2 separate regions of the Homo sapiens genome follow, and region 1 is linked to region 2. A link is an interaction called in ENCODE POLR2A ChIA-PET data of the cell type or tissue named here. Cell type or tissue: HCT116. All regions are shown on one strand. Each heading gives the region's core, and the rest is flanking DNA. Links, peaks and the distances in the headings are about the cores only.

Evidence for each region. Peaks named below come from ENCODE experiments on the same cell type or tissue, not always from the same donor. Only the 100,000 strongest peaks of a DNase experiment are listed, where the experiment ranks them.
Region 1: POLR2A ChIA-PET joins it to region 2 with 8 read pairs; 3 of 35 experiments call an interaction of 5 or more read pairs at or near these places.

Annotation. Positions count from the first base shown.
Region 1 is chr19:14,816,770-14,833,477 of GRCh38, forward strand. All of the region lies in intron 1 of OR7C1 (olfactory receptor family 7 subfamily C member 1), which reads right to left. It overlaps OR7A5 (olfactory receptor family 7 subfamily A member 5), which reads right to left. Exons shown (of 2, transcript NM_017506.2): 2 at 9,472-11,485. The coding sequence starts at 11,472. The coding sequence ends at 10,513. Among named protein-coding and RNA genes, the nearest start is that of OR7A5, 10 kb to the right of the region's middle. In HCT116, for the core only: no CTCF peak of the experiment used is centred there; no DNase peak of the experiment used is centred there; H3K27me3 peaks cover 2,348 bases.
Region 2 is chr19:14,728,949-14,732,948 of GRCh38, forward strand. ADGRE2 (adhesion G protein-coupled receptor E2) reads right to left here. Exons shown (of 21, transcript NM_013447.4): 21 at 3,444-4,000. It also overlaps a transcript of ZNF333 not described here. Among named protein-coding and RNA genes, the nearest start is that of ZNF333, 41 kb to the left of the region's middle. RefSeq lists an enhancer at 1,618-2,817. In HCT116, for the core only: no CTCF peak of the experiment used is centred there; a DNase peak (open chromatin) is centred at 2,433; H3K4me3 peaks cover 1,459 bases; H3K27ac peaks cover 1,084 bases.

The DNA of each region.
Region 1 (16,708 bases), core at 8,080-12,079, 96 kb after region 2:
AGAGAAGCCTGACTAATAGAAGGTGCTAGGAGGTTAGATATCTGGAAGGCAGGTGAGTTATTGGAGAAGGAGTAAAAATTAATCAAATAAATAAATAATTGGGTTCACCTAATGTCTAACATGGTCTCTTGGGAACAGAGAATGAGCAGGAAAAATTTCCTTACTGTCCAGACAGGAGTCCACAGAGAAATCAGACACTTACGGGTTAGTAAGTTCCAGCAGTAAGAGGGGAGGTGCCTAATGAGCAGATACAGGGAGCTGTGGCCCTCAGAGAATACAATAGAGAAAAAAAATGTCTAACAAACCCACTAATAGATTAACCCTCACAAGGAAATAATTGCAAAGTAAAGCTTGCTATCATACCCCAAAAGTAGGCTAGCTAATCTGAGTCCCAGACTGGGGACTGGGCTGAATGGGACCCTTCAGCCCATTCCAGGTGGGAATGGAAGTTCAATTGTTAAGACTCTGCACAGGACATGATCTCATTCCTTTTTATGGCTGCATAGTATTCCATGGTGTATATGTACCACGTTTTCTTCAACCAGTCTGTTGTTGATGGGCATTTAGGTCGAGTCCATGTTTTCACTCCAATTAATGGATCTACTTTAAAAAATAGTGGTCATCTTTTGCCGCTATGTAGAACATAAATCTGGCTAGAGGACCTATGCCTCACTCTTTCCTGCTGTCTCGTCTGGGGACAGAGCTTCATCCTCTATCATCAACCATTCAGGGTAAAATTCAGACTTCCATCTGGAGATCCTCTTCTCTGAGACCCCATCCAGGTGAGCCCAGGAGCCCTCAGCAGGTTTCATGGGAAAGGTTCAGAGAGAACGGAAGCTGGGAATGTTTACCTGAAGTCACCTGAGAGCCAATCCAACTTAGGCCAGCGCCAAGAGGTTGCTATGTTTGTTTGCTTAGTTGACTGATTATTTCATAATCAATCTATTTAGTATGCTAAAAAGAGCAGTGTCTGTTAGACTCAGCAATGCAGAGACCACTGCTGACAATTAAGTGGTGGGAATGGAATTCCAATTGGTAAGACTGAAGAAGGAATGGGAGCTAAAAAGTGGTGCTGGTAACATCAGTTCATAGTCAAGGAGTTTTGCAGGTAAGAGAGAAAAAAAACTGAGTATTAAGTGTAAAGGATATGCAGCAAAGTGAGGGCTTTTAAAATATTTTTAATATTGGGTGTATTTTGAGTATGTTCCTGTATCCATTAAAAAGATCACACCAATGTATTATTTGCAAATGCTACCTTGCCACAGCAGTTAATAAGTCATACATTTTATTTATTTTATTTATTTATTTATTTATTTATTTATTTATTTATTTATTTTTGAGACGGAGTCTCGCTCTGTCCCCTAGACTGGAGCGCAGTAGTGGCACGATCTCGGCTCACTGCAAGCTCCGCCTCCCAGGTTCACGGCGTTCTCTTGCCTCAGCCTCCCGAGTAGCTGCGACTACAGTTGCCCGCCACTACGCCCGGCTAATTTTTTTGAATTTTTTAGTAGAGATGGGGTTTCACCGTGTAACCCAGGATGGTCTCGATCTCCTGACCTCGTGATCCGCCCGTCTCTGCCTCCCAAAGTGCTGGGATTACAGGCGTGAGCCACCGCGCCCGGCTGATAAGTCATACATTTTAAAGTATCTTTTCTCATGCGGGTTATCCAGATGAAAAAAATATGTTTATTTAATAAGTGAAAAGGGGTATGATAGCAAGCTTTACTTTGCAATTACTTCCTTACTTGTGAGGCTTAATCGATTAGTGGGTTTGTTAGATAGTTCCTGTTTCTATTGCAAACAGTCTTTGCGAGATCTTTGCTTTTGTATAGCGAGTTTGCAGTGTTTTCATTCCTGTATTTGATTGCATTTTTTTCAAACATAAGAATGGGAGTTGGTGAACGTTTTTTCACCAACGTTGTTGTTTGCCATTTAGTTCTTTTTGTATTTATAGATGCGCTTGGGGTGAATGCGTTAAAGTTTATCAGTTTTGTGCGGTCAGGTCTATCAGTGGGTCACACTGTGTATCTCCCTTCTGTTGCATTTTAGATAGTTTAGAGAGTTTAAAAAGCTTTCTACATATTTCATCGCAATAAATCACCTTTTATATGTATTTCCACCTTATTTCACACATTTTTTTCTTTCTTTTTTATTATACTTTAAGTTTTAGGGTACATGTGCACAACACGCAGGTTGGTTACATATGTACACATGTGCCATGTTGGCGTGCTGCACCTATTAACTCGTCATTTAGCATTAGGTATATCTCCCCCCTCCCCCTGCCCCATAACAGTCCCCGGTGTGTGATATTCCCCTTCCTGTGTCCACATCTTTTTTCTTTATTGCCACCTTTCTTTTTTCTTTTTTGCAATCAGATCTATTTTTTTTAAATTTAAAATTTTATTTTAATTTCGGGGGTACATGTGCAGGATATGCAGGTTTGTTACATAGGTAAACATGTGCCATGGTGGTTTGCTGCACCCATCAACCCATCACCTAGGTATTAAGCCCAGCATGCATTAGCTATTTTTTTTAATGCTCTCCTTCCCCTCACCCCCACCCCCTGACAGGCTCCAGTGTGTGTCGTTCCCCTCCCTGTGTCCCCGTGTTCTCACTCTTCAGCTCCCAGTTATAAGTGGGAACATGTGGTATTTGGTTTTCTGTTCCTGGGTCAGTTTGCTGAGGATAATGGCTTTCAGCTCCAGCCACATCCCTGCAAAGGACATGATCTTATTCCTTTATATGGCTGCATAGTATTCCAGGGTGTATATGTACTACATTTTCTTTAACCAGTCTATTGTTGATGGGCATTTAGGTTGATTCCACGTTTCCAATTAATCAGAACTACTTTTAAAAATAGTGGTTATCTTTTGCCACTATGTGGAACATATTCTTATACCCACGTTGAGATTTCCTGTGTATTCTTCATGTAAGCATATTTTAATCCATTTCAGTTTGTATAAGATGAAATCATAACTTTACATACTGTTGTTTTCTTCCACTGCTTTAAGAAAGTATATTTTTATATTCTTTCATTTCCAAGTTTTTGTCAACTTAATCTCAAATTCGAAACCCATGTTGATGTGATTAATGGTTATTTTCTATCTTTTTCTTTGATCATTTATTTTATTTTTATGCGTTTATTTATTTATTTAGAGATACAGTCTCGCTCTGTCACCCAGCCTGGAGTGCAGTGGCACAATTTCAGCTCACTGCAGCCTCAACCTCTTGGGTTCAAGTGATTCTTGTGCCTCAGCCTCCCGAGTAGCTGGGATTACAGGCATGCGCCGCCACTCTGCCCAGCTAATTTTTTGTATTTGTAGTAGAGACAGGGTTTTACCATGGCAGTCAGGCTGGTCTCAAACTCCTGGCCTCAGGTTGATCTGCCCACCTTGGCCTCCCAAAGTGCTGGGATTACAGGCATGAGCCACTGCGCCGGGATAGATCATTTATTTTAGAATTTTATTCAGTTTTGTTCAATGTGGTTGTTTTGAATCCACCTTATTTAACCAAGCTTTATTTTCCCAGCCATTCCTTTTGTTTAATAAGTTCTTAATTTAAAAAAATGTGTTTCTCAATGAAAATACATGGACATGGGGAGGGGAACATCACACATGGGGGCCTGTTGGGGGGTCGGGGGCAAGGGGAGGGAGATCATTAGGACAAATACCTAATGCATGAGGGGCTTAAAACCTAGATGACGGGTTGACAGGTGCAGCAAACCACCATGGCACATGTATAGCTATGTAACAAACCTGCACGTTCTGCACATGTATCCCAGACCTTAAAGAAAAAAAATCACACAGGAAAAAAAAAAGTGTTCCTATGTAGACGTACAACTTTTTGTGAAACCACAACAGTGAAGAAAGCAGGTGAAATCCCTGCTAATTTAGATCTTACCTTGTAATGGAAAGGGCAGAAAACAATGGAATAAATGTGTGTCTGACATAAAGTCCCCAGAGGTAAGTCATATGAAGAAAAATGATAGATTGTCGTGGCAGGGGCAGGATTTTCTAAAGTATGGTCTGGGGAGGTCTTTGCATCTTGCACGAGGAACGGAATTGGACTAGAGAGTGCCCACTGGATTTGTCAGAAAAGAGGGAAAAACTCAATACCTGGGAATTACAAAGAACAGATCCCACAAGGAAAAGTGAGAGAAAGGCCTGCCTCATCTACTACTGGACCATATAAAAACATGTGTGGGCCGGGCATGGTGGCTCACACCTGTAATCCCAGCACTTTGGGAGGCTGAGGTGGGTGGATCACGAGACCTGCCTGGCCAACATGGTGAAACCCTGTCTCTACTAAAAATACAAAAATTAGCTGGGTGTAGTGGCAGGTGCCTGTAATCCCAGCTACTTGGGAGGCTGAGGCAGGAGAATCGTTTGAACCTGGGAGGTGGAGGTTGCTGTGAGCTGAGATCGCGCCATTGCACTCCAGCCTGGGTGACAAGAGTGAAACTCTGTCTCAAAGCAAAAATAAAAACAAAAACAAAACATGTGTGGTCCATAAATATGGAATAGATACAGGAATAACAATTAGATCAGGGGTCTGATGTGAATTCTGTAATGAGGCAAGTGGATCAATGAAATTCTGCTCAGGGTATGGGCCCTGGAGTCCGGAGATAATGTCAGTTCTACGCTGGCTACCTGTTCTCCCAACAGTGTGGCTCTTCTCTTGAGCTCTTCATTCAGGCTGCATTTCCCAGGAACTTGCCTTAAAAACAAAAAACAAAAAACAAAACAAAACTATTCCGCCTTTACTGCAGTGGATTCCACACTCTTTGTGTCTGAAAGTAAGAAATACCTTTTACATCATGAGCCAGCATGCCTGCACATGCAAATATACACACACAGGTGGCTGAAGAAAGAGTATCATGAAACTAGTTTGTAGGTACCCTTATCATATATGATGTGCTTGAATATTTTCTTCTGCATTTTATTCATTCTATGCTATTTAAATCTTACGTACCATAGCACAACCCCTCAATCAGTCCCAATCTCAGAATATGGACAACATTCTCCTAGTGTGTCCTCCACACCTGTGTTAGCATCTCCCTGTATCTTTTATTTCCTCATCAGCAATTGCTGGGACAACACAAAATGTCCCTCACCATTGTCACCATTCTTCTTTCTACTTCTATGAGTTCATTATCATTTTAAGATTCCCCATGTACGAGTGTGCAGAATTTGTTTCACTGTGCCTGGCTTATCATTTAATGTAATGTCCTCCAGGTTCATCCGTGTGGTCACAAATGACAGGATTTCCTTCTTTTTAAAGGCTGAGTGGTGTTCTATTGTGGATATGCACCACGTATTCTTGATCTATTCATTCTTTGGCGGACACTGAGGTTGACTCCATATGTTGGCTTTTGTAAATAGTGTTGCAACGAATGCGGAAGTGCAGATATCTCTTCAACATACTGATTTCATTTCCTTTGGCTATATATGCAGTCATGGGATTATACACATATGGTAGTTCTATTTTTAGTTTTTTGGAGAACCCCCAACTATTTTCTATAATGCTTGTACTACCTTAAGTTTCCACCAAAAAGGTACATGGGCTCCCTTTTCTCCAGATCCTCATCAGCACTTATCTCCTGTCTTTTTTTTTTTTTTTTTTTTTTTTTTTTTGAGATGGAGTCTCGCTCTGTCGCCCAGGCTAGAGTGCAGTGGTGCGATCTCAGCTCACTGCAACCTCCACCACCCAAGTTCAAGCAATTCTCCTGCCTCAGCCTCCTGAGTAGCTGGCATTACAGGTGCCCGCCACTGCGCCGGCTAATTTTTGTATTTTTAGTAGAGATGGGGTTTCACCGTCTTGGCCAGGCTGGTCTTCAACTCTTGACCTCGTGATCCACCCGCCTCAGCCTCCCAAAGTGCTGGGATTACAGGCATGAGCCACCGCACCCAGCCACCTGCCTTTTTTATAATAGCCGTCCTAACAGGTTTGAGGTGACATCTCATTGTGGTTATAATGTACATTTCTCTGATAATCAGTGATGTTGAGCATTTTTTCATGTACCTGTTGGCCAGCTGTATGTCTTCTATTGAGACATGTCTCTTCATGTCCTCTGCCTATTTTTTTTTTTTTAAACTGGGTTACTTGTTTCCTTGATGTTGAGTTTCTTCTATATTGGGATATTAACCCCTTATCATATGTGTGGTTTGCAAATGTTTTCTCTCCTTCCATAGGTTGCCTCTCTGTTGATTGTTTTCTTTGCTGTGCAGAAGGTTTTTAATTTGATGTAATCCCACTTGTCTATTTTCACTTTCGTTGCCTGTGTTTTGAGGGGTATATTTTAAAACCATTGCCCAGACTACTGCTTTCTGCCTATATTTTATTCTGGAAGGTTTATAGCTTCAGGTGTTATCCTTAAATGTTTTTAAAAATTTGCGTAAATTGGTTGGGTGCAGTGGTTCATGCCTGTAATCCCAGCACTTTGGGAGGCTGAGACGGTCAGATCACTTGAGGTCTAGAGTTCGAGACCAGCCTGGCAAACATGGCGAAACCCCATCTCTACTAAAAATAAAAAATTAGGTGGGCGTGGTGGCATGTGCCTGTAATCCCAGCTACTCGGGAGGCTGAGGCAAAAGGATTGCTTGAACTTGGGAGGTGGAGGTTGTGGTGAGCCAAGGTTGTGCCACTGCACTCCAGTCTGGGCGACAGAGCAAGACTCCGTCTAAAAAAATAAAAAATAAATAAAATTTGTGTAAATTTAAGGGGTGTAAGTGCAGTTTTGTTACATGGGTATTTTGCCTAGTGGTGAAGTCTGGGCTTTTAGTGTAACCATCACCCAAATAGTGTACATTGTACCCATTAAGTAATTTATCAGTCCTAACCCCCTCTCATCTTCCCACCCTTCTGGGTCTCCAATGTCTATTATTCCACATTCTATATTTATGTGTCCACATTATTTAGCTCCCACTTGTAAGTGAGAACATGCAGTATTTGACTATTTCTGAGTTATTTCACTTAAGATAATGGCCTCTAGTTTCATCCGTGTTTGAGTCTTTAACCTATTTTCATTTAATTTTTGTATATGGTGTGAAATGAGGGTCTAATTTCATTCTTCTGCATATGGATATCCAGTTTTCCCAGCACCGTTTATTGAAGAGATGGTACTCTCACTATTGTGCTTTTTTTTTTTTTGGCAATTTGTCAAAAATAAAAATTGGCTGTAAATTCATGGATTTATTTCTGGGCTCTGTATTCTTTTCCATTGGTCAATGTGCCCCAATACAGTGTGCTTTCCATTTACCTTTTCCCCTCTGATTCACATGAATAATAAAACAAAGTCCCCAGATTTTCTAGATAATAAGTGTATCCATACATGGAGCTCCCTAACTTTTATGGCTTTCACCCAAGGGACAGGATCCTAAATTATTTAGCTCTGGGAGTTGATGGGGCTCTGCATTCATGAATCCCTTGAAACCAAAGAGAACAAAGAGGTAACTTTCTTTTTCAACTTTTATTTTAGAATCATGGGGTATATGTGTAGGTTTGTTACAAAGATATATTGTGTGACACTAAAGTTTGGGGTATGGCTGAACCCATCACCCAGGTAGTGAGTACCCAAGAGGTAGTTTTTCAGCCCTTTTCCTACTCCCTTTCTCCCCACTATAGTAGTCTCCAGTGTCTGTTGATCCCAACTTTATGTCCGTGTGTACCCAATGTTTAGCTCGCACTTATAAGCGAGAACATGAAGTATTTGGTTTTCTGTTTCTGCATTAGTTCACTTAGGATAATGGCCTTGAGTTCTCTCCATGTAGCTACAAAGGACATGTTTTTTTCTTTTTTATGGCTGCATAGTATTCCCTGGTGTGTACATACTACATTTTCTTTATCCAATACACCATTGATGAGCACCTGCAATGATTCCATGTCTTTGCTATTGTGAATAGCACCACAGTGAACATATGGGTGAATGAGTCCTTTTGGCAGGATGATTTATTTTCCTTTGGCTATATACTCAATAATGGGATTTCTGGGTCAAATGGTAGTTCAACTCAGTTTTTTGAGAAATCTCCAAACCGCTTCCCACAGTGGCTGGACTAATTTACATTCCCACCAACAGTGTATAAGTGGATATTATGCTCATGAAATAAGCCAGAGAGAGGAATAAAAAATGCTACATTATTTCACTTATATGTGGAATCTAAACAATGTCAAATACTGACCAGGTGTGGTGGTGGTTCATGCCTGTAATCCCAGCATTTTGGGAGGTCAAGATGGGATCACCATTTGAACTCAGGAATTTGAGACCATCCTGGGCAACAGAGCAAGATGTCATCTCTACTAAAAATATGAACAAGTGAGCCAGGCATGGTGGTGTGAGCCTGTGGTTCCAGCTACTCAGGAGGCTGAGGCAAGAGGATGGCTTCAGCCTGGGAGATCGAGGCTTCAGTGAGCTACCATCACACCACTCTACTTCAGTCTGGGTGACAGATTGAGATCTTGTGCTTAAAATGTAAAATACATAGAAATAGAGAGTACAATTCTGGTTATGGAGGGGTGAGAATGGGAGGAGTGGGGAATGGGAAAATGTGGGTCAAAACGTACAGAGTTGTGGTTATGTAGGATGAATAAGCCTAGACATCTAATGTACACTATGACGACTATAGTTAAAAATATTATACTGTACACTGTGAATTTTCTAAGAGTAGAGTTTAGGTGCTCTTTCCACCAAAAAAGGTAACTATTTGAGGCGATGGACTCAGGATCTTTTCATTTGCTTTAGCCAAAAGAATATGGTGGAATTGAGTGTCCCTCAAGGGAACTTGGCATGTTTCTGTTGCTCTCTCCTGTAACTCTGCCTCTGCCATGCAAACAAGTCCAGGCCAGCCAGCTTTAGGAGGAGAGGACATGTAAAGCCATGTTAAGACAGTTGGCAAGCTGTCCCAACTGTGGCCACCCTAGGTCAGCCCACAGCCAACAAGCCTCCAAATGTAAGAGAACTCGGGCAAGATCAGCAAAGCCCTACTGTTGACTCACAGCTGACTACAGCTTCATGAGGAGGACAGCAGAGACCAGAAGACACCCCCAACGTAGACTCCCTATGAGACAAGAAAAGCATCATCTTAAACCATTTACTATGAGATGACTTGTTATTCAGCAATAGCTTACTGATACAATAAGCATTGCAAATAGGACTGAGGACATTCAGAATAGTCTGCTGCTTCTTATTTTGGCATTTGTTCTAATACTTGGAAGCATTCATGATTCCCTGGATACTCATGTATAATTCAGATAACTGTATTAAAAAAAAGACTACTGTTGAGATTCCCCATCTAGGTGATCTGGAGAGGTTAGAATGAGATGTATGTTTTTTGCAGGAATAATTTGTGCACCTGAATCACAATTTTCCATTCCCAGAGACATAACGGGATAAGTTAAAGGTTTGGTGTGAGTCACCCTTTTCACCTGAATCACAATTCCCCATTCCCAGAGGCATGACTGGGGAGAAGCTCAAGGTTTTGTGTGAGTCATTCTTTAATCATGAGTATTTAAGAGAATTTAGAGCATAAAAGAGATGAATAAATTGATGATACATTGAATATTGTTCACTGACCTGCACTTTAATGTTTACGACAAAATTTTATAATGAAGGAGGTATTTTGGTTAGTGGGATAGAAGGATTCGTATTTGTAGGGAGCACTAAAAATTTTGAAGCAAAAACAGAAGTATGGATGCATGAAACATTATAGACCATGGCACCAAATCCATCACTCCAATAAATAAACTTATATATGGGCACTAAGCTTCCATACTTCAATGAGTCCATGCACATCATAAAAACAAGTCTTCCATAGCAATTCAATGTATGATTGACAATTTTACTCCATCATATTTAAGGTCATCTCTGACTGTAAGTCCATATTAAGTTAATCAACATATGCAAGTTTGTCTTTCAGTGGGCATTGCACTCGGAACATATTTTTGATAAACAATTTTTGCCTTACCGTACTATGCCAGGGAGTATGGCAGATACTGTGGACATGGCACTGACAAAGACATGATGTCCTAATGAGGACAACACAATCTCATGACCAGCTGCAAAATACACAAGTATGTTCAGGTCTACATTATCAGGAGGAGCATTGAAGGTAGAGACAGACATAGGACTGAAGAATACAAAAGTGAACAAATTGTGGTCTCAGGTCATATTCCACTATAAATTTACATCAATTACCCCAATTGCCAAGTGTAGTCTATGCCACAGGAGACATACAACTCTTCCCTGTATGAGACAAATGGAAATCTCCAAAGTGTTTCTGATCCAAAGTCGGAAATAACCTTGAGAAAGTAGGAAAACAACAAAGAGAAAAAACTGTTGGATATCAGAGAGCAGAAAGCTTAATAAAAGGAGTTGCTTAAATTCTACAAGACCAGTTGAAATCACAACAAATTGAAACTCCCAGAAATATAATAAGTATTAATAGAAGGAGCAAGTTCTATTTCCACTATCTGATTGAAGAATGACAGTTACTACCTCTGAAGCTTAGAGCCCTGCAATCATGGGCACTTCTTGAAAAATTGCCCTTTCATTGTTCCCCACAACAAATGTATTCCCAGAGCCCTCTTTATGTCTTTATTCCTCAGACTATAGATAAAGGGGTTCAGCATGGGGGTGACCACAGTGTACATCACTGAGGCTGTTGCACTTGAGTGTGAGTTGCGGGTGGCAGCAGAACTAAGGTACACCCCTAGGATTGCACCATAAAATAAGGAGACAACTGAGAGGTGAGATGCACAGGTGGAAAATGCCTTGTACTTCCCCTGAGCTGATGAGATTGCATGTATGGAAGAAATTATCTTAGAGTAAGAGTAAAGGATCCCAGTCAGGGGACCTCCACCCAGCAGCGCAACTGTAAAATATATCACCATGTGATTAAGAAAGCTATCAGAACAAGCAAGTTGGATGACCTGATTAAGTTCACAGAAAAAGTGGGGGATTTCTAAGGCTGTGCAGAAGGACAGCCGTACTACCATTAAGATTTGTAGCAAGGAATACAGAGCACTCATGGTCCAGGATGCTAGAACCAGCAGTCCACAGAGGTGAGGGTTCATAATGACCATGTAGTGCAGGGGGTGACAGATGGCCACAAACCGGTCATAGGCCATCACGGACAGGAGGAAGTTTTCAAATCCAGCAAAGAGTATGAAAAAATACATCTGCATGAGGCAGGCTATGTAGGTGATGACTTTGTTCTGTGTCTGGATGTTCATCAGCATTTTTGGAATGGTGGTGGAAGTAACACAAATGTCAGCAAAGGACAGGTTGGAGAGGAAGAAGTACATGGGGGTGTGGAGGTGGGAGTCTGAGATTGTGGCCAGGATGATGAGCAGGTTCCCGAGCACAGTGACCAGGTACATGGACAGGAACAGCCCAAAGAGGAAGGGTTGCAGTCCAGGTTCTTGTGAAAATCCCAGAAGAAGAAATTCTGAAATTTGTGTATCATTTCCTGGTTCCATTTGATTGAAGTGACTATCAGAGAGAGAGAGAGAAAGAGGGAAACGAGACAGGCATGCATTGCTAACCTTTCAGAAATACCATCATTTATATTTTATAGCCAATAAATTATCTTACATTTTGTGTATGAATCTGGTTCTCTTTAAGGGATCTCCATGTCATCTCTGATTAGGAACTCCTTCCCACTCTCAGCCTTAACTGAAGACAGCGTACATTCTGCAGTTAGAATAAGAACTTCTGGCTGGGCACGGTGGCTTATGCCTGTAACCCCAGCACTTTGGGAGGTCAAAGCAGGCGGATCACGAGGTCAAGAGGTTGAGACCATCCTGGCCAACATGGTGAAACCCTGTCTCTAGTAAAAATACAAAAATTAGCCTGGTGTAGTGGCATGCGCCTGTAGTCCCAGCTACTTGGGAGGCTGAGGCAAGGAGAATCTCTTGACCCCGGGAGGCAGAAGTTGCAGTGAGCTGAGATCATGCCACTGCACTCCAGCCTGGTGACAGAGCGAGACTCCATCTCAAAAAAAAAAAAAAAAAAAAAAAAAAAAAGAATGAGAACTTCTTCTATGAATTTGAGGAATATAAATTGAATGTTGACCATGTTCTTGTCACTGTCTAGATAATGAGTGAACAATGCTGAGAAACAAAAGTCCCTACAATCTAATGATGAAGAAAGAATATAAACAAATTAAACAATCGAATATAAACAAATTAAACAATCACATAATATGTCAGATGGGAACAGGCGCTTGGAAAATAAACAAAGCAGGTAAAAAGGAGGGAGGGTATGAAGTGTTTCTTTTGTTTTTTGTTTGTTTGTTTGCTGATTATTATTCAAGACCTGCAAACAAGGTGATGTTTGAAAAAAGATCTCAAGGAAGACAGGGCAAGATTCATGAAGTTATCTGTTGAAGTGGGTGCCTGGCAGGAGGAATGGCAGTACAAAAACTTTGAGGGATGTGCTTCTTTCTTGTTTTCTTTTTTGAGACAGAGTCTCGCTCTGTTGCCGGGCTGGAGCGCAGTGGCGCAATCTCAGATCACTGCAACCTCCACCTCCCAGGTTCAAGCGATTCTCCTGCCTCAGCCTCCCGAGTAGCTGGGATTACAGGCATGCACCACCACGCCCAGCTAATTTTGTATTTTTAGTAGAGACGGGGTTTCTCCATGTTGGTCAGGCTGGTCTTGAACTCCCAACCTCAGGTGATCCGCTCACCTCGGCCTCCCAAAGTGCTGGGATTATAGGCATGAGCCACTGCACCTGGTTGGGACGTGCTTCTTTCAGATGTTCAAGTCCAACACAGAAGCCAGTGTGGCCAGGGAATCAGTAAGACGGAGAGTGATGGGACATGGTGTCAGAGGATGTTGCAGAATAAGGGGACCTGGCTGTCAAAACATCAAGGGACAAAGTGTCCATCTGTCTAGATGCTGTTGCACCTGCACTTTATTAACTGGACTAGAAAGGTGTCACATCAATTGAAATGCATCCCCTCTTTATTTCCTTCTGGTGTCTTGGGTTCTGGCCTCTGTTTCATTGGTCTCCTTTATAATAAAATATATTGAGGCCAGGTCCCTCTTGCTCTGAAACCTGCTGTCACTCCAAAGACATGCAGCCACACACTCACTCACACACACATATACACATGCAGCACACTGGCCGAAGAGGGCCCAGGCAGGAGTGCAGTGGTGTGATCATAGCTCACTGCAGCTTCAACCACCCAGGCTCAAGCCATCCTCCTGCCTCAGCCTCCCAAGTAGTTGGGACCACAGCCATGTGCCGCCACCCTTGGCTGATTTCTACATTTTTTGTGGAGACCAGGTCTGCCTATGTTGCCCAGGCTGGTCTTGAACTCCTGGCCTCAAGTGAACCTTCCACTTTGGCCTCCCAAAGTGCTGGAATTACAGGCATGAGCTACTGCATTTGGCTCAAGGAAAGCTTTTAATATCAGATTCTTTTTTCCCTACAGAATGTAGAATTGGTACAAGAAATTCCAGTTCACAAGTCTGTATACACATGTAAACTTGGACTTCCATTTTGGTATGACTGTTTTCAGCCCTGTGTTTAAAGAAACATAAAAGAGCTGTTCAATAAACAGAGTGAGAGAAATTAAACAGACCCCAGTAAGGAAAAAGTCTAATAAACTCAGGTAATCCCTCAGCAAAAGGACAAAAATACATTGCAAGGGTGCAACGGGTAGGTTAGCAAGAAAGGAACTGACTCCAAGGAGACAAAGGCTTGCTGGGGATCTTATAGGATGGAAAATAAAAGCGACCCTGGTTATGGTTACATTTCAGCTTCCATTGTATCTCCTCGATGCCTGGCAAAATAAATAAAAGATCAAAAATAAAGAATTCTGACATCTTTATTGACTTCATGGTTTTTAATTTAACAATAGTATTTAATTATGTCGGTTTTAATGATTATTAAAGTTTTAGCTTTCCTTTTGGAACTAGAAATAAGTAAATAAAGTTATCCAAAAGACAAGACTGTGGAGTCCTAATTAGGGAAATGGAGTCAGGCTGGCTGAAGCAGGGAAAAACAAAAAGAGAAGATAGATAAGCTCTAAGTCTGCCTTTCTTCATGGTCCAGGACACACAACCCTCGTGTGCCAATGACTCACAATCTTCCTGCACCCGTCTTATCACCTGACCCTCAGCTGATGGAAAAATGCAAGTTAGCTCACTGCAACCTTGGCATTATCAGTACCGCACAAAGCCCTCTTCAGCTCGCAGCACAAGCACTATCCTATAAAATCCCCAGCAAGCCTTTGCCTCCTTGCAGTCAGCTCCTTTCTTGCTAACCTGCCCATTGCACCCTTGCAATGTATTATTATCCTTTCTCTAATTAAATTTGCCTTTCTTTATCTACAACTGTCTTGGTAAATTCTTACTGCCTACATGATGCCGGCCCCAGATAGCTGCTACCCATGACAAAAACTAATGATACCTTTTTTGGCAACAAAGGTACAGATCGCATATCCTAATAGAAAAATGGAGCAAAGAGAATAAGCCAACAATTCACAAAAAGAAACATACAAACAATGACAAGATTTGGGCATTTTTATATGAAACAGTAAAAGACTCATTTTTTTCTGTGCCTATTCCATATTTACTTGATCAATTGGTTTTTATATGAATTGAGAGTGGATGAAGCAGTCCCTTTCTCACTTTTCTTGTATTTCCTGTGTGGCCTTTATTTTATTTTATTATTTTATTATTATTTTTTTGAGACAGAGTCTCGCTCTGTCGCCCAGGTTGGAGTGCAATGGTGCAATATTGGCTCACTGCAAGCTCAGCCTCCCGGGTTCACGCCATTCTCCTGCCTCAGCCTCCTGAGTAGCTGGCATTACAGGTGCCCGCCACTGTGCCCGGCTAATTTTTGTATTTTTAGTAGAGATGGGGTTTCACCATGTTAGCCAGGATGGTCTCGATCTCCTGACCTCGTGATCCGCCTGCCTCGGCCTCCCAAAGTGCTGGGATTACAGGCGTGAGCCACCGCGCCTGGCCTATTTTATTTTTTTTTTGCTACTTGTGGACTTTGAATTTTGATCACTTTTTTGACAAATCCAATGAGCTTGTTTCTGGTCTTTGTCCAACATGAAAATGCCTGCCCAGACCATATTACATATTAAATTTTGCACACGTCATGACTATTCTATTCTATTCTGTTGTATTCTATTTATTCATTGTTGAGATAGGGTCTTACTCTCTTGCTAAAGATGGAGTGCAGTGGTGCAATCATAGCTCACTGCAGCCTCAAATTTCTGGGCTTATATAATACTCATGCCTCAGCTTCTTGAATGACTGGGACGAAAGGCATGTGTCACCATACCTAGCTAATTTTGTTCATGCTTTGTAGAGACAGGGTCTTGTTTTGTTGCCCAGGCTGGTCTCAAACTCTTGGCTTCATGTGATCCTCCCAGCTGGGCCTCCCAAAGTGCTGGAATTATAGGCATGAGTCACCTCGCTTGGCCTGACAATTCTATTATTTTACACTAAGAAATATTCTTTATTTGATTTACACCTTATGACATTGCATCATGCACCTTTATTTAATTCTACTGTATTTTCACCATTATAGCACAAGGTCAAAATGAGCAGGGATGTTACCATGGATGTTCACTTATGTATTTTTTTCCCTCCTTCCCTCCCTCCCTCCCTTCCTTCCTTCTCTCTCTCTTTCTTTCTTTTTTCTTTTCTTTTTTTTTTTTAATGGAGCCTTGCTCTGTCACCAGGCTGGAGTGCAGTGGCGCGATCTCGGCTGACTGGCAACCTCCGCCTCCTGGGTTCAAGCGATTCTCCTGCCTCAACCTCCCAAGTAGCTGGGATTACAGTCATGAGCCACAACACCTGGCTAATTTTTGTATTTTTAATAGAGTCGGGGTTTCACCATGTTGGCCAGGATGGTCTCGATCTCCTGACCCCGTGATCCACCCACCTCGGCCTCCCAAAGTGTTGGGATTACAGGCCTGAGCCACAGTGCCTGGCTACCTTCATATTTTCATAAAAAGATGTGACGATGTATGCATTATTAAAAAAAGAATTATAAAATTAGAAAGAATGGCAGGAGAATAAAACCAGGTTAAATATAATCAACTGTAGTGAATAAAATTGTTGAAGTATTGAAAATTAACTGACATGCTATAATAATAATTTAATCATATCAACATAAATTAATAAATTGGCAAAAATCTAGATATAAAAGAATATGGCATACACTGTTCATAAAAAACTCTTGCACAGAGCAGATGCTCAGTTATTATTTGCTGAATGAATCAGGACTTTGTTCTCAGTATACATGGGCATTTAATATACAGCAAGCTTGTATTTCAATTTAGTTAGAAAGGATTGGATATTTAAATAAATGCTGTCATAAACAGCTATTTGTCTGGAATAAATAAAATTGGTCACCTACCTCACACATCTTACACAAAGTCAGAGGAATTAAAAACTTCAATATCGGCCAGGTACGGTGGCTCATGCCTGTAATCCCAGCAGTTTGGAAGGTCCAGGTGGGTGGATCACTTGAGGTCGGGAGTTCAAGACCAGCCTGGGCAATATGGCGAAACGCCATCTCTACCAAAAATACAAAAATTAGATGGGTATGGTGGCACTTGCCTGCAGTCCAAGCTACTCAGGAGGCTGAGGTGGGAGAATCGCTTGGATCCAGGAAGCGAAGGTTGCAGTGAGCCAAGATCGCACCACTGCATTCCATCCTGGTTGACAGGGCGAGACTCCGTCT
Region 2 (4,000 bases), core at 1-4,000:
CTACTTGCGAATATTTCTCTCAAATAAAGAAGGGGGAAGGGGACGTGAGTTACAATGGTGGGACGTGCAGTTTTGAAGGGTATGTGTGTGGTTTTGAGGGGTGGAACGGGTGCAGAATGCGTGACCGAGGGAACAGATGTGAGTTATTGATTAGTGCCGACGGGAAGGCTGTTTATAGTAACTTGGGGCAGGGAGGCATAGAGACAAGGAAGTTAACAGACTGAACCTTTGAAGAGAAACCGAGAGATTCATTGCATCCTACAGTCAGGGTTTCTCAACTGTGACCTTATTGGCCAGATAATTCTTTGCTGTAGGAACTGCCCTATGCACTGAAGACTGTTGAGCAGCATCCCTGGACTATTAACTAAATGCCAGTAGCTTGGGTTGGGGAGATGTTGGTCAAACGATACACTTTTTTTTTTTGTTTTTTGAGACAGGGTCTAATTGTTGTTCAGGTTGGAGTGCAGTGGTGTGGTCACAGCTCACTGCAGCCTCAAACTACTGGGCTCAAGTGATCCTTCCTCCTCAGCCTCCAGAGTAGCTGGGACCACAGGCATGCACCACCATGCCTGGCTAATATTTTTTGTAGAGTTAGGGTTTCTCCATTTTGCCCAGGCTGGGCTTGAACTCTTGGGCTGAAGCGATCTGCCCACCCCAGCCTCCCAAAGTGCTGGGATTATGGTGTGAACCACTGCGCCCGGTGGGATACAAATTTCAGTTAGACAGGAGGAAGAAGTTCAGGAGATCAATTGTAGAGCATGGTGACTATAGTTAATAATAAATTATATTCTTAAAAAATGCTAAGAGAGTGGATGTAAATTGTTCTCACCACCAAATAATAACTATATGAGACGAGGCATACATTAATTTGCTAGATCTGGTTATTCCCCAATGTATACATCCATTAAACATCATGTTGCTCTTGATAAATACATCCAATTTTATCTGTCCAAAGAAAAATGCCAGTGGGATCCCTGCTAGTTGTATACTGGAAAGGGCAGAAATCCTCAGTTCTTTGTTGTCTTGAGAGAAAGATTTTGGCTAAAATGACTACTTTAGCCAAAAAGAGAATTTATTGAAGGAAAATAGAGAGAAGAGAGTTATTTTTATTTTTTATTTTTTGAGATGGAGTCTCGCTCTGTCACCCAGGCTGGAGTACAATGGCACAATCTCTGCTCACTGCAACCTCTGCCTCCCAGGTTCAAGTGATTCTTCTGCCTCGCAGCCTCCTGAGTAGCTGGGATTACAGGTGCCCGTGACCATGCCTGGTTAATTTTTGTATTTTTAGTAGAGATGGGGTTTCACCATGTTGGTCAGGCTGGTCTTGAACTCCTGACCTCAGGTGATCTGCCTGCCTCAGTCTCCCAAAGTGCTGGGATTACAGGTGTGAACCACCGTGCCCGGCCACTGTCTTCATTTTCAGAATGTTCCACTTAGTTCTTCCCAGCCCCTTCTCTCTTATCCCACCATCAGTCTGTCCTTCCTTCCTTCTTTCCTTCCTCCCTTCCTCTCTTTCTTTCACTTTTTTCTTTTTCTTTCTTTGCTTTTCCTTTCTCTATCTCCTTTCTTTTTCTTTGTCTTCCTCTCTCTTTCTGTATTTCTTGCACTGTAAATTTAAGAGTTTATTATTTAAAAAAAGTTAAAGCTAGCAAAGCAGTTTGTAATAACCCAAACTGGGAACAACCCAAATGTCTATCAACAGTGATTTTTTTAATTTCAACTTTTATTTTTAGATTCTGAGGGTACACGTTTAGGTTTGTTACAAGAGTATATTGCATGATGCTGAGGTTTGGGGTACAAATGAATCCAGTTAGTGAGCATAGTACCTGATAGGTAGTTTTTCAACCCTTGCCCTCCTCCCTCCCTCCTCCATCTAGTAGTCCCCATTGTCTAATGCTCCCATCTTTATGTTCACGTGTACCCAATATTTAGCTCTCTCTTACAGGTGAGAACATGCGGTATTTGGTTTTCTAAGTTAATTCACTTAGGATGATGGTTCCAGCTGCATTCATGTGGCTGCAAAACACACCACCATCAGTCTTTCAAACTCCCATCCCAGAATGCCCTAAATAGCAGATATTTAGGACATTCATAGGCAGTCCCTTACATGCTGCCCTGGTCTCAAGCACCGCCCCTCCTGCCCCCTCCCCCCAAGGATTGGCCCCTTTATTCATTCAATTTCTCTTCTCTTTCCCTCATTCTTCCTCCTTATAATTCCCTTTTCAGCCACCCAACTAATTTGGAAGAATTTCCACATCCAGTACTCTCTTGCATGTTCAGATCGCTAGAATCCAACCTCTGGATATCAAAGGATCACTACTGGGGCTTGAAGACTCCAAATCTGCAGATTCTGAAGCTTGCAGGTCAGTGGCCTTGGACTTTCAAACTTCCAGTTCCGTGACATCCGGGCTCCTTAACTTCCGGCTTCCGGGAGCTTAGTCACATACTTCTGGCTTCCGGATTGTAGGTTCCCCGCAAGGAGACTAAGGCCTGTGTGGGTCTTTGTTTCCCCAGCCGTGCAATGACTGTTAGATGCAGAAAGGGGGAAAACAGCCAGGGAAACTGCTCACAGTGGACCCCCACGGTGGAGAGCTGGAGGGAGAGGGTTCTTCAAACGTGTACCCTAGCTCCTTTGTCTGCTGTCTTTGGTGGGCGTGGTCTTGTACTTAAAATCCAGCTGAGAAGCCAAACTCTACCTTAAAGCCGTATTTCATGTTTCAAACTGGATGATATAATTCTGGAGAAATGAGATGGGAAACTCTGCTGCCTACTTGCCCCTTAACTCTTGTTTATCTTTGGGTTTCTTACTACATACCAGAGCTTAATCTTTATTTTCTTACTTAATATTCAAACACAACCCATGAGCAAATTAACATTATTTCCATCATAAATAAAGAGAATGGACTTAATAAATTTAAAAAGTGAAGATATGGGGGCAAATGGATGCTGCCATCAGCTGACCCTAGAGTTTCCTCTGACCTTCCTTCCCCAACCTCGTCTGTGTTTCACTTCTGCCATGTCCTTAAAGGGGCTGTGTGTCCCCCAGACCACAGAGTCCATTGCACTGCACCTTTCCTTCCTCCTCATTTTCCATCTTACAAATCATCAATATTCCTGGATGTAGGATCATGTCTGTCTTATATGTTTTAGTTTCTCTCAATTTAGCATTATGCCTTGCACGAGAGTATAGGAATACCTCATTTCATTGCCCTTCACAGATATTGCATTTTTTACAAATTGAACGTTTATGGCAGCCCTGTGTCGAGCAAGTCTGTAGGTGCCATTTTCCCAACAGCATGTGCTCACTTTGTGTCCCTGCTTGAGCATTTTTTAGGAATAAACTATTTTTAAATTAAAGTATGTACATTAAAAAAAAGACATAATGCTATTGCACACATTACAGTATAGGGTAAGCATACTTTTATGCACACTGGGAAACCAAAAAATGTGTATGACTTGCTTTATTGCAATATTCACATTATTGTGGTGATCTGGAGTGGAGCCTGCAATATCTCTGAGGTGTGTCTGTATGTGCTCATCACATATGTGATGAATGGATGAATAAATTAGTGTAGAGTGAAGTGCTTCCATGAACCTGAACATCATGGTCTGGAAACTATGGGCAGTGAGTCAAATCTGACCCACCATCTGTTTCTGTACAGCTAAGAATAGTTTTTACATTTTTCAAATGGGTGAAAACAAATAAAAAGAAGAATGATATTTTGTGTCACATGACTGATATATGAAGTTCAAGCTCAGTGTCCATAAAGTTTTATTAAAACATAGCCATGATCATTCATTTATGATTGTCTATAGCTGTTTTCATATCACAATGGAAGTTCAAGTTCAGTGTCTGTAAAGTTTTATTAAAACATAGCCATGATCATTCATTTATGATTGTCTATAGCTGTTTTCATACCACAGTGGTAGAATTGAGTTGCTGTAAATACCTGGCTCACAAAGCCTAACATATACACTATCAGGCTCTTTAAGAAAACAT